2 separate regions of the Mus musculus genome follow, and region 1 is linked to region 2. The links are chromatin contacts, found by POLR2A ChIA-PET in ENCODE. All regions are on one chromosome and are shown on one strand. Each heading gives the region's core, a stretch centred on a gene start or an enhancer-like site at or near the end of the contact. The rest is flanking DNA. Distances are from core to core; before and after follow the strand shown. Region 1 overlaps Deptor (DEP domain containing MTOR-interacting protein). Region 2 has its middle 3.5 kb from the start of Gm26296.

Region 1 (5,794 bases), core at 2,357-4,856, 120 kb after region 2:
CCTAAGGGACTTTAGTTGGTGTAACGCCAACTTAACACTAGCCAGCACACAAGAGTTCAGGATGGTCACTGAGCCATTGGCGGTGTCATGGTTTGAATGACATGGCCACCATAGGCTCCTATATTCTCACGCTTAGTCCCCAGCTGTTGAACTGTTTAGGAAGGATTGGGAGATGTGACCTTAGATGGGTGGGCTTTTAGGTCTCAAAAGCCCAGTGTCTGTCTCTGTGCCTTCCACCTGCTGATCAGGATGTAAAGCTTGTAGTACCAGGTTTGCTCACTACACCATGATGATCACAGACAAACCCTCTAAAACTGTAAACGAGCTCAACTTAAATGCTTTCCTTTAGAAAAGTTGCCTTGGTCATGGTGTCTCTTCACAGCAATAGTCCGAGAATAACAGCCAAGACTTATAGACAATGTCCCTTAACCCAATAGATAAGGCTACAATGGCCCATACAGGGCACACCATGGATACAGGAGCAAAATGAACAGCCACAGATAAGGATCTTGATATCAGAGAAGAGTTCTTTTTTTTTAATACTCTAGATGATGCGCACCTTTTTTTTTTAAAGATTTATTTATTATATGTAAGTACACTGTTGCTGTTTTCAGACACACCAGAAGAGGGCACCAGATCTCATGATCTCATTTCGGGTGGTTGTGAGCCACCATGTGGTTGCTGGGATTTGAACTCAGGATCTTCAGAAGAGCAGTCAGTGCTCTTAACTGCTGAGCCATCTCTCCAGCCCCAGAGAAGAGTTCTTAAGGGAGGTAGACGATAGAGAAGATTATGAATATGTTGCATGAGAAGACAGATGTGGGCAACTAACTCAGAGGGAGTCAGCCAGGGGTAGAGTGGGGACAGATATGAACAGTGGGGGGCATCTATGGTAACAAATTTCAATGGCACACATTTATGAGATATCATGTGGCAACCTCTTGGTTTGCCTGCTAACATAAAAAAATAATTTCAGAGCAATGAACTATCAACACTGGTGAATTCAATATACAGCATATAAAGGCTCAAACATGACACACAGTCTAGAAAAGCAGATAACCCAAGTACCTCTTGGAGGAAGGATGCGATTGGGAAGAGATGAGATTGGTACTAAAGAGATAATTTAAAGAAAAATGTTTGTTTACTATCTAACATGTGATCTTGTGGAGATAGGGTCTCACCTAGCCCAGACTGGCTTCTAATGGCTTCTAACTCATTATTTAGACAAGTATTTAGCCGAGCCTTGAACCCCAGATCCTCCTGCTTCTGTGTATGCCAGCACTCCTTCCTCTTATCTTCACAGGTCTTCACTTCCTCTCCAGCCCAGAATGGGTGGTTCAGGGGTAGAATTCTCGCCTATCATTTCCTCTCCCCACACCTTGACAGTGCCACCTCACTCACCGTGATGAATGATGCCCCGGTCGGCTAATTTCTGCATGAGTTTTATCGCCGTCTCTCGGTCAGAGGCCTCCTTATGTTCAATGAGCCAGTCAATCAGCTCTTTTGCAACAAAGCAGTTTGGGTAGGTTTTGAGATGGTGCCGTCTATCTTTAATAACCTTTTCTTCATGGAGCCGCAGCCTGAAAAGATGAACAAGAACTTGAGGAATTCCTAAACTGATCAACCCCACAGAGAAAGTATATAAACAGTTGGGACCTGCTGTTCATCTCAGATCATGCACAGTCCTCCACATATGCATTCACACATTCACATGACCTGTGTGCTTTCATCCACTCATTCATATGAGAAAGACCCATACATACCCATGAGCGACCCGTTAGGGACTGCTAGGCAATAGAAGCATTCTTCAGAAAATATGGACCAACACGCTCCTCTTTGAGGCCACTAGGGACCTCAGCTATGCTTTTGTTGGTTGGCTGTTTTTTGAGACAGGGTTTCATGGGGGCCCAGACTGGTCTCAAACTTGATTTGCAGCCAAGAATGACTTTGGATTTCTGATCTTCCACGGTAGAGCACAGGCATGTGTTACCACACCTAGTGGACTATAGCTAATCTTAGCGAGGCTTACTAGCTTCCACAAGGTGATCTGACCACTTTACAGTGATTAACTCTTGCAATGTTCACAACAATCCACCAGAAATTAGAACTACACGCATCCTTTTTACAGCAGATACCGAGACATTAAATGACTTGTCTAAACCCACACAGCTAACAAGTCCTGAAGGTGCCATCCGAGGCCGGGTGTGTTGTCCCTGAACCTGAACGGCATCACGCCGCCTCCAGCTAGAGACGGATGAATGGAAAGTCATACAGAGACTGACTAAAGCTGTTGGGCAAAACCAATTACAATTCACTTCCAGGCTGGTGACTTAGTCAAGAGGAAAGCGCTTTGTGGGAGCTTCGATGACTTTACAGAGGAATCATGGACCTGCCTTTTCTTTAAGGTTTCTGCCATTTACCTTTTTTTATTTATTTTATTTTATTTTTAAAAATCATCCTTGCATTTTCTTTCTTTTTCTCAAATGAAGTCTTTAAATCGATGACATCAAAGTCTACGCATTCAACCCACTCATCTGATTTATAATCTTCTACTCTGCACCGTTCTGAGCTGTCTTGGGAATGGGAATACCCCATAAAAGATTGTACGGTTCTGGCAAGTGCTTTAAGGGCTCCCTGCTCCCACCCCAATCGGTAAAGTGGAGAGTTTTGATAGACTTTCTATCCTTGGCCATGAAGAGATTTAGCAGAAACCCAGTAGAGGGACCCCTCACAGGGACAGTTCTAATGTAAGAGACTGAAGGGCTGGGGTGTGGTGTTCAACGGAAAAGAGTGTGTCTAGCATGTGTAGATGAGAGAGAGGAAGAATGCCTGGTGGGAGTGGGAGGTTGGGGGAAGGAGAGAAGACAGAGACAGAGATGGAAGGGGGAGGGAGAAGGGAAGAGAGAAGGAGAGAGGAGAAGAGAGATCTTTTTTGATTAATTTTTGCTTCTGGTGTTTTGGGGGTTGTTGTTCTTTGCTTTGAGTGTTTTATTTTGGGAGAAAGTTTACAAGGGCAAAGGGTCCATGATGTGAAACTCACAAAGGATTAAAAAAAAAAAAAAAAAACAGACACAAACAGATCAAGAGAAAAGTTTTGTCACATATGACAGAATATACCTGCATTTCAACACCTTGGATTCAAGAGGACTGTAAGTTTGAGGTCAGCCTAGGTTACAGAGAAAACTTTTCTCTAAAACACAAAACAATAACAAAGAGAACTGTTTCCAATAGCCTTACCTGAGCATCTGAAATCAACAGTTCATAAAGCCAGTAAACTTGTAATTAAGTATCCATGAACCTGTATTGTGTTCCCTGTCTTTTGGTGAGGTTAATTAAGTGTCTATTTCTACTACCAAAATGGTCCTAAGTCTCCCTTCCACTGGATGATTTAATGGCTCTACAACACTGAATGTTGCCACTTTGTGCCTCTGGAGACCTATCAGCAGCCAGAGCTGTGAGCCCTGAACACAGTGACCCCAGGGCTCCTAGGGCAGGCATCTGATCTCCGTGTCTCTGTGTTGTCACTCTACTCTGTCGCTGCTGGTGGTATTATGGTTAGTACTTCCTTGGGATGGGTGAGATGGGGCCCTCTCATGGAGCCTAGCCAGCTTGTTGGCACGCTCACTTATTGCATTCGTCCCTGAACTCAAATAGCTCCCTGCAGCTGCTGCTTCTATTCTGCCATGATCTGCTAATCTCGCTAGTATAAAAAGACTAAGGAAGAATTCAGGGGCTGGGAAGATGGCTCTGCAGTGAAGAGTGTGGATTGCAGAGGACCCGTGTTAGATGGCTGGGAACCTCCTGTAACTCTCCAAAGGATCTGACAACCTCTTCTGGACTCTTCGGGTGTCTGTACGCACATGTGCACATTGCTACCTCCCTCACATATACACATAATTATAAATAAAATACATCTTTGTAAAAAGGAATGCAGAAGCTGGGCGTGGTGGCGCACACCTTTAATCCCAGCACTCGGGAGGCAGAGACAGGCGGATTTCTGAGTTCGAGGCCAGCCTGGTCTACATAGTGAGTTCCAGGACAGCCAGGGCTACACAGAGAAACCCTGTCTCGAAAAAAACAAAAAAAAACAAAAAACAAAAAAAAAAAAAACAAAAAACAAACAAACAAAAAAAACCCAAAAAAACAAAAAGGAATGCAGAAGTTTTGGCAGAAGCTCAATGTGAAGGACAATGAGCATTTGGGGGTTTTTGACATCTGTTTTCATCACTCGAGGACTGTTTGGAATAGGGACAAATAACTGATGGCAAATGTTGATGCTTAATTTAAAAATTCAGCCCTTTATAATTTCCTAAGACCCAAGAGTCAAATGTGCTATAGGGCTCAGTAATGAGTGGGACATGGCAAAGAATCCACTAGTAAGAGACATGCCATACCAGAAACAGGAGAAAGCATCTAAGAGACATCAACCAACAGGCGGAGGAGATGCCCACGAGACGGGAGAAACGAAGCAGAATGGCCTGATAAGAGGAGGATGTTGGGAGGAAAAGTAAAGACAGAAGGATCATCAACTATGTTGGGTCCTGTTACAGCAGCAGCAGCAGAAACAACAACACATGCGTGCACACACACATACAACAACAACACACACATACACAGAGGGAGAGAAGAGGAAGAGAAAGAGAAGGAGAGAGGGAGAGGGGAAGGGGAGGGGGAGAGACAGACAGAGAGGGAGGACTGGAGAAGGAAAAAAGTTAGGAAACCCAAACTCAAGAGAAACAACAAATAATTCCCTTATTATAAGGACAGCCCAAATACTCACAAGACCTACTTATACTAAAGAACAGTTTTTCATTAGCTCTGCAATTCAAATTTTATTCAGTATTCTACATCTAATCTGGCAATCAGATAGGGGGTATGTTTTATTAAACATGAAAGCATATTAGGATTAATATTTTATGGGAAAAAGAGGGGACTTACATTGATAGGAGTGAACAATCTATGAGTTCTTACTCCTCTAGGGAAAAAGACTGATGCAATTTTGTTGAAAACACCTGACTCATTGTGTTTATCTGCTTCTTCTAAAGAGTACTTTAGCCCACATGGTTGGAGCCAAACCCTACAAACTGTAAAGATTATGAAACTAAAGTACAAAATCTCTCAGCTCTTCAGATTGAGCTAAATGACATGGAAACAGGACTGTGAGGTGCTCACCCAAGTAGAGGCACTTACTGTGCAAGCCTGGAGACCAAGTTCATTCTCTCATGTGACAATGCAAGGAAAGAAGCAACTCAAGGTTATCCTCTGACCTTCACAGGTGCAGTACAGGATATGCACGCGGGCGCGCACACACACACCACGTGGTGCTTGGTCCAGGGAGTAGCACTATTAGGAGGTGTGGCCTTGTTGGAGGATGTGTGTCACTGTGGGTGTGGGCAATGAGACCCTCTTCCTAACCATGTGCGAGCCAGTTTTTCTCCTAGGGGCCTGGAGATGAAGATGTAGAACTCTCAGCTCCTCCGGTACCACGCCTGTCTGGATGCTGTCATGCTCCCACTTTGATGATAATGAAATAAACCTCTGAAACTGTCAGCCAGCCCCAATTAAATGTTTGCCTTTATAAGAGTTGCCTTGGGCTGGTGGGATGGCTCAGCGGGTAAGAGCACTGACTGGTCTCCCGAAGGTCCTAAGTTCAAATCCCAGCAACCACATAGTGGCTTACAACTATCCGTAATGAAATCTGACACCTTCTTCTGGTGTGTCTAAAGACAGCTACAGTGTACTTACATATAATAATAAATAAATCTTTGGGCTGGAGCGAGTAGGGATGGAGCAA
Region 2 (5,884 bases), core at 1,726-4,225:
TTAGGTTTCTTTGGATCACACTCATGAGGCAAATACAACAATGATGCGCATAAACCCTCAGCAAGAGTAGTGGCTGCTGCTGTGTTCCATGGAAAAGCTCTAGCAGCCTCAGGGTTTGCCTCTCTTTCTATTCCGGTTCGAGGATCAAGTGTCCGGTTTCAACAAATCACTTTGCCCTTTACCTCTGTATTTTTGTTATGAGCTCAACTTGATTTTTCTCTGACCACCAAGGTCCCAGTTGCACCACCAGATGTCAGCCTTGACCTTGCTGGTGCCTTCAGGAGGCTCTGAGGAAATTAGAGACACAGGAGTCTGCCTCCAGGAATGACTCAAAGGGAACTCTCATAGAGGAGAGCCAGAAACAGCATCGGCGGCAAAACCTCCGAGGCTACAGACTGCTACAAACTTGGAGCAAACGTGTGTGTGTGTGTGTGTGTGTGTGATATACTTTATTGAACAAACCTCTATCATGTGGCCACTGTAAGCTGGGGTTTAGCCATTTCCTTGATTCATTTCCTAAACTGAAGCTTTGTAAGGAGGCTAGAAAAAATAAATATGTTTTAAAGAGACTCTTAGGTCTCTCAATGTGTCAGTTAGGCTATTCAAACCATAGATCCCCAAGAAATAGAAATCACCCTAGGAATCTCATACTGGAAGGAGGAAACAGCTCCAGGGGAGCCAGACGTGAGAATTTGTCTCCCTCCCCAAAGATTTCCCATAGCTTACAGGACGACAGTGAAGCCCAGACTATTCTGGGTGGGCGGGGCTATGCATCCACTGTTACTGCTTAGATGTGCATGACAATGGCCAGCTGTCTAAACTCTAATCTCTTCTCATTCAGGATCCCAAAGAGTTGGGAGGGCGCTGAGTCTCTTTGTCTTTCTCCTGCAGTTGCCTAATTGAGGAAGGAGAAGGTAGCTGAACTGTCTGGTACTTCAAGGTTTCCTTGTTTGTTTGTTTGTTTGTTTGTTTCCCACCAGCTTGGTTTCAGACCCAGGACTTGGAACTAAGGAGTATATTTACATATCAAAGCAGACCTGGCCTCCAGGTTCACCCAGCCTCCCTTGGTCTTTAAGAGGCATCCCCTGCACACCAATCTTGAACTTTCCAGCCCAGGGGCAGGGCTGACTTTTCCCTAGCGGCTCTTCCCTATAAAATTCAGACTCCAGAGGGTGGGGAGGAGGAGCCAGGGATCAGAAACAGCAGCATTGTGGGTAGGTAGCGACCCACCCCTATAATCCCAGCTGTCAGGAGGCTGAGGCAGGAGGGATGAGTTTATAGACAGTGTAGGGTCAGTAAGACCCTGTCTCTAAAACATAAATTTAAAAATTTAAAACGTGTTTTGCTCTCCAGGAACAAGTCTTATTCTAGATTTTTCTTCCCCATTAAGTGCATACCATGACCTTGTGCTCTTGGCCCTTGCCCATAAACTGGGAATTTTATGAGTACTTATAATGGAATTGTTGTAAACCTTCCATAGAAAACATTTAGCAAAGCATATATTTAGACTGCAATAAATACTCTATGTTATTTCATGTGCAAGTGTGGGGCTTGAGGCCCTGTGCAAGCTGAACAAGTTTCCTAGCACTGAACTATACCCACTGCCCCAGCATTTACCTACTACTGCTCGGTTCTTCTTTTTTCTTTTCTTTTTCTTGTTTTTGTTTTGTGTTGTTTTGGTTTTGGTTTTAAGATGTATTTATTTTATATATGTGAGTAAGCTGTTGCAGTCTTCAGGTACACCAGAAGAGGGCGTCAGATCCCATTACCGATGGTTGTGAGCCACCATGTGGTTGCTGGGATTTGGACTCAGGACCTCTGGAAGAGCAGTCATTCTTTTCTTTTTATTGGCAGCGGCTGGCTATGTGTCCCAGGCTGCTCTCAAATTCCTGAGCCTCCTCCCTCAGCTTCCTGAGTGTTAGGTGGGTGTCACTAGGTTTGGTTTCTATTGGCTGATAGGTTATTTCTCCACTGGTGAAATGAGCCCATTCAAGCCAGATTAGATTATATACAGGCAGGTTTATTGAAAAGCTGCTCTAGGGTCCAAAGCCATCATGGGGAGAGAGAAGTGGGGAGCGGGGAGAGAAAGAAAGGGCATGCACTGGCTGCAGAGAGAGGAGAGGGAGGGAGAGGAAGAAAGGGAGGGAGGGAGGGAGAGAGAGATCTCTGTGGGAAGAGCAGCCCAGCACCTGGGATGGAACGTTCAGGGTTGGGGGGTAGGATAGACGAAGTAGGGACTGAGGGATGCTGGGAGAACCTGGAGACGAGCTATGCTTTGATATGTAAAATATGTCCTCAGTTCCTTATCCCGGGGTGGGGGCAGGGAGTCAGAAACCACACCTTGGCTATTTCTAAGAATGTTTCTCTGACCTCAAAATGACTACCTGAACCAGCAAATATATAAGGTGTCCAGTGAAAAATCTTAAAATGTTCTGTTAAGTTTGCTGCTTCCTCCTCTTGTGGACCCAGCCAGGAGAGTGTGCCTGACAAGAAACAGGCAAAGAAGCCTCTAAGTGAATAAATAGGAAAGGGACTGGACTATTCGGTACTTGTGATACACTTGTGATATGAAGAAACCAAACAAATGTTAATGAAGTAAGATGGGCCCCTGCGTTCTAGAACCTTCTACCATGTCGGGCATGTAAAGTGCTAGTTTTCACAGTGGATGCAGCTCATAGTGGTGGTGAGAAAAATCTGCAAACACAAGCGTTCCTTGTGTCCCTCAACTCACTGACAGGCCTCCGCAGCCTCCCATGTTCCTCAGAGCTAGCTGTGTTTGTTTATGTCGGTCTCTGCTGTTACATATCGGATCTGGGACTTTTCCTGCTTAATATTTAACTTGCCCCGGGGTTCCTGTGCCACACAGCTCATGGACTAGCAGGGTTGAGTTTAAGGACTCCGTGTTTGCTGTCTTAGCCTGCACTGCCGCAGAAACACAGATTTTTTTTTTCTTTTTTCTATTTTTAATCAGGTCTTGTTCTGTGTCAGCCACCCGTACCTAAACAAGGTCGATATAAAAGTTACAGCAAATTAGACAAAGCCCAGGCTATCCGATGCTCCGCCCAGTCAGACTGGACCGCCAGGTGCCACTCTCCACCTTCATTAAGCCCTTGTTAGGAATCTTTGTGGACCCAAGCATAGCAGACTTCCAGAAATGGGCTTAATATTTAACCCCAAGGGAGCAAAGAACAATAAACATGAAATAAAGTCTCACGAAGCTACAAAAGAGTCACGCAGGGAAAAACTGTCAAGTCCTGGGAGGAAGGAGAGGAGACCTTGTAAGGTCTTGACCTAACGCGTCCTTATTCTGCTGGGTGTTTTGATAGATGTTCCCAGCAAGCAGCAGCCGGCGCTTTTACTATCTGACCACAGAAAGCCTGTGTGAACAGAAGCGCTGGGAGGTGGTGTGCCTTACGTCATCCCAGCACGAATCTCCAACACCTCTAGACTAGTCCGCCCCCGACGAATGATGTCTCAACTAAGATGTGCTCAGGACAAGCCGCTTCTCTGTAATCAAAACTGAATCTCCAACATATCCGGAGAGTGTAGCTGTGGGATATACCATACTGCAGCTGTACACATGTCAATCACTTTATTGCTTCCCTAACAGGCTGTAAAAACTCTTTGGAATCTGATAGGGCAGGACCTAGATACTGCTATCTAGCCTTGTGTGGCAATGATTTTACGTGGAATGTTTAAGCACGCACTTAGTGTGTGCATATGCTGTTTATGTGTGGGTGCACATATGTCACAATGCAGGTGTATATAGAGGTCAGAGGACAACTTGTGGTCCCCTGGTTTTCTCCTGCTACTAAGTGGGTTTTTATAGGGGCTTAAATTCATTCACCAAGGTCAGTAGTAATAAATTATTTCTCTACACTGGACAAGTAAGTCGATTCAAAACATTAAAATATGTATAAATGTAAGTTTATTGGGAAGGGGCTCCCTGGTGGTTGAGTTCATGGCCCCAAGGGAAAAGGCGGGATAGTCATCATGGGAACGGACACAGAGGGGAGGGGAAAAAGAAAGAGAGAAAGCATGTGTATAGAGAGAAGGAAAGGGGGAAGACAGAAGAGGAGGGGGTCGGAGGCCAAAAGGTCTGATTATATAGGGAAGAGCCTCAGGGGGAAGGGCAGCCCAGCCCCTGGGCTGGAAAGTTCAGGGTTGGGGGAGGGATATGCAGGGTTGGGACTGAGGAATGTTGGGAGAGCCTGAAGGCGAGGTCTGCTTTGATATGTAAAAATATTATGCATCTCAGTCCCTTGTCCCTGGGTCTGAAGACAAACAGTTAGTAAGGCTCTTTACCTGCTGAGCTATCTCACCAGCCCTACATTTTAAGTTTTGATGGTTATACTTGGTTAGTTATTTCTACATAATTTAAACATTTAGCTGATTAAGATTTTAATTTAGGCAGATGTGGTGGTGGCCTGGCTCTAATCCCACAGTATGTGGCCCGCTGAAGAAGCTGGAGGGTCAGGAGTTCAAAGTCATCTTCAGCCTCCTATCAGTTTTTAGGCTAGCCTGGGCCACATTAAGAACCTGTGTATATAAGAAACAAAACAAACCAGCACAAACAACCAGGGGCTGAAGAGATGACTCAGCTCTTTAGAGTACTGGCTGCTCTTAGAGAGGACCCAGGTTCATTTCCCAGCATCCACAGGGTGGCTCTGAACTCCACCTGGTGGGTCTGTAACTCCAGTTCCAGGGAGATGCAATGCCTTCTTTGATCTCTCTGGGCATCAGTCAAGCATGTGATGCAGACAGAACATTTATACACATAAAATAAACATTTAAGATCTGAAATAAGAGAAAACAATTATAAAAATTTTATAGCTATTTTATTTGCTTTCTTATATTCTACCCCCTCCCTTCCAACCCTTATTCCCTCTATACCCCAATACCAGGTAGGATAGAAAGGTTAGTCTAGAAATGAGGTGTAGGTCTCTTTAAACTACTTCCTACTGGATAGGAACATTGAGTTCCTTGGAGGAAAGTCCAATCTTTGTCTAGTTAGGAAATGTCCAATTTCTTCTTATCTTTTTTTTTCTCTAGACCATCAACAACAGCAGGAGCAGGAACCATCAGGAGAAACAGTCACACACACACACACACACACACACACACACACACACACACACACCCCTCCTTCAAAGTTCCCTCTCAGGGCTGTGGCCTTTATACTCTTTCCATATTCCTCCTAGGAATTATACTATCAGCAGCCGGCAGAATCATACCCCAGCCAGAGCAGGCATGAGACAATTAGTCTGCTGCTGTGGACAATCAGAAGCAGCCCCATATTCCACTCCTGGGGTTAAGACAAAAGCATGTTCATATAAGATAATAAAATTCTCACTTCAGAGCCGGGCGTGGTGGCGCATGCCTTTAATCCCAGCACTTGGGAGGCAGAGGCAGGTGGATTGCTGAGTTCGAGGCCAACCTGGTCTACAAAGTGAGTTCCAGGACAGCCAGGGCTACACAGAGAAACCCTGTCTCGAAAAAACAAAAACAAAAACAAAAACAAAAATTCTCACTTCAGAAATAAGTATACCAAAAATACCAAGATGATTTGCCAAGTCCTGCATAGCCTTGTGGAAGGGTCAGCATGGAGCAGAGCTGGTCATGGGCTTCCATGAGTGTTGCTGGTTGCTAGGCGTAAGGTAAGGCTTGTTTGTATAATAATGTATTACACTTCATGTTCCTCCTTCGGGAAATATTCTCCCTGTCAAGGTCCATGATAATTAGAAACAGCAGGAGTCCAAGAGTTAAGGGTGTCTAAAGATCCTCAGACATGGTAAATACTGTGACCTTTAGGACAGCCCTTAAGACTGTGGGAAAGAACTCTGAAAACATGAGTTCATGAATGTATAGCTTTTCAACTGTACAA

The links. ChIA-PET counts read pairs that join two places held with the same protein, here RNA polymerase II (POLR2A).
Region 1: POLR2A ChIA-PET joins it to region 2 with 12 read pairs in embryonic stem cell. The contact joins two enhancer-like sites. POLR2A ChIA-PET finds 5 or more read pairs at or near these places in 3 of 5 experiments (Patski and embryonic stem cell).

What each region holds. Positions count from the first base shown.
Region 1 is chr15:55,145,127-55,150,920 of GRCm38, reverse strand. It overlaps Deptor (DEP domain containing MTOR-interacting protein), which reads right to left. Exons shown (of 9, transcript NM_145470.3): 2 at 1,402-1,580. Among named protein-coding and RNA genes, the nearest start is that of Gm9920, 34 kb to the right of the region's middle. Within about 2 kb of position 3,606, at least 1 of the 3 ENCODE cell types and tissues checked has a DNase peak (open chromatin) inside an H3K27ac peak, as active enhancers do.
Region 2 is chr15:55,263,173-55,269,056 of GRCm38, reverse strand. No RefSeq gene overlaps it. Among named protein-coding and RNA genes, the nearest start is that of Gm26296, 3.5 kb to the right of the region's middle. Within about 2 kb of position 2,975, at least 1 of the 3 ENCODE cell types and tissues checked has a DNase peak (open chromatin) inside an H3K27ac peak, as active enhancers do.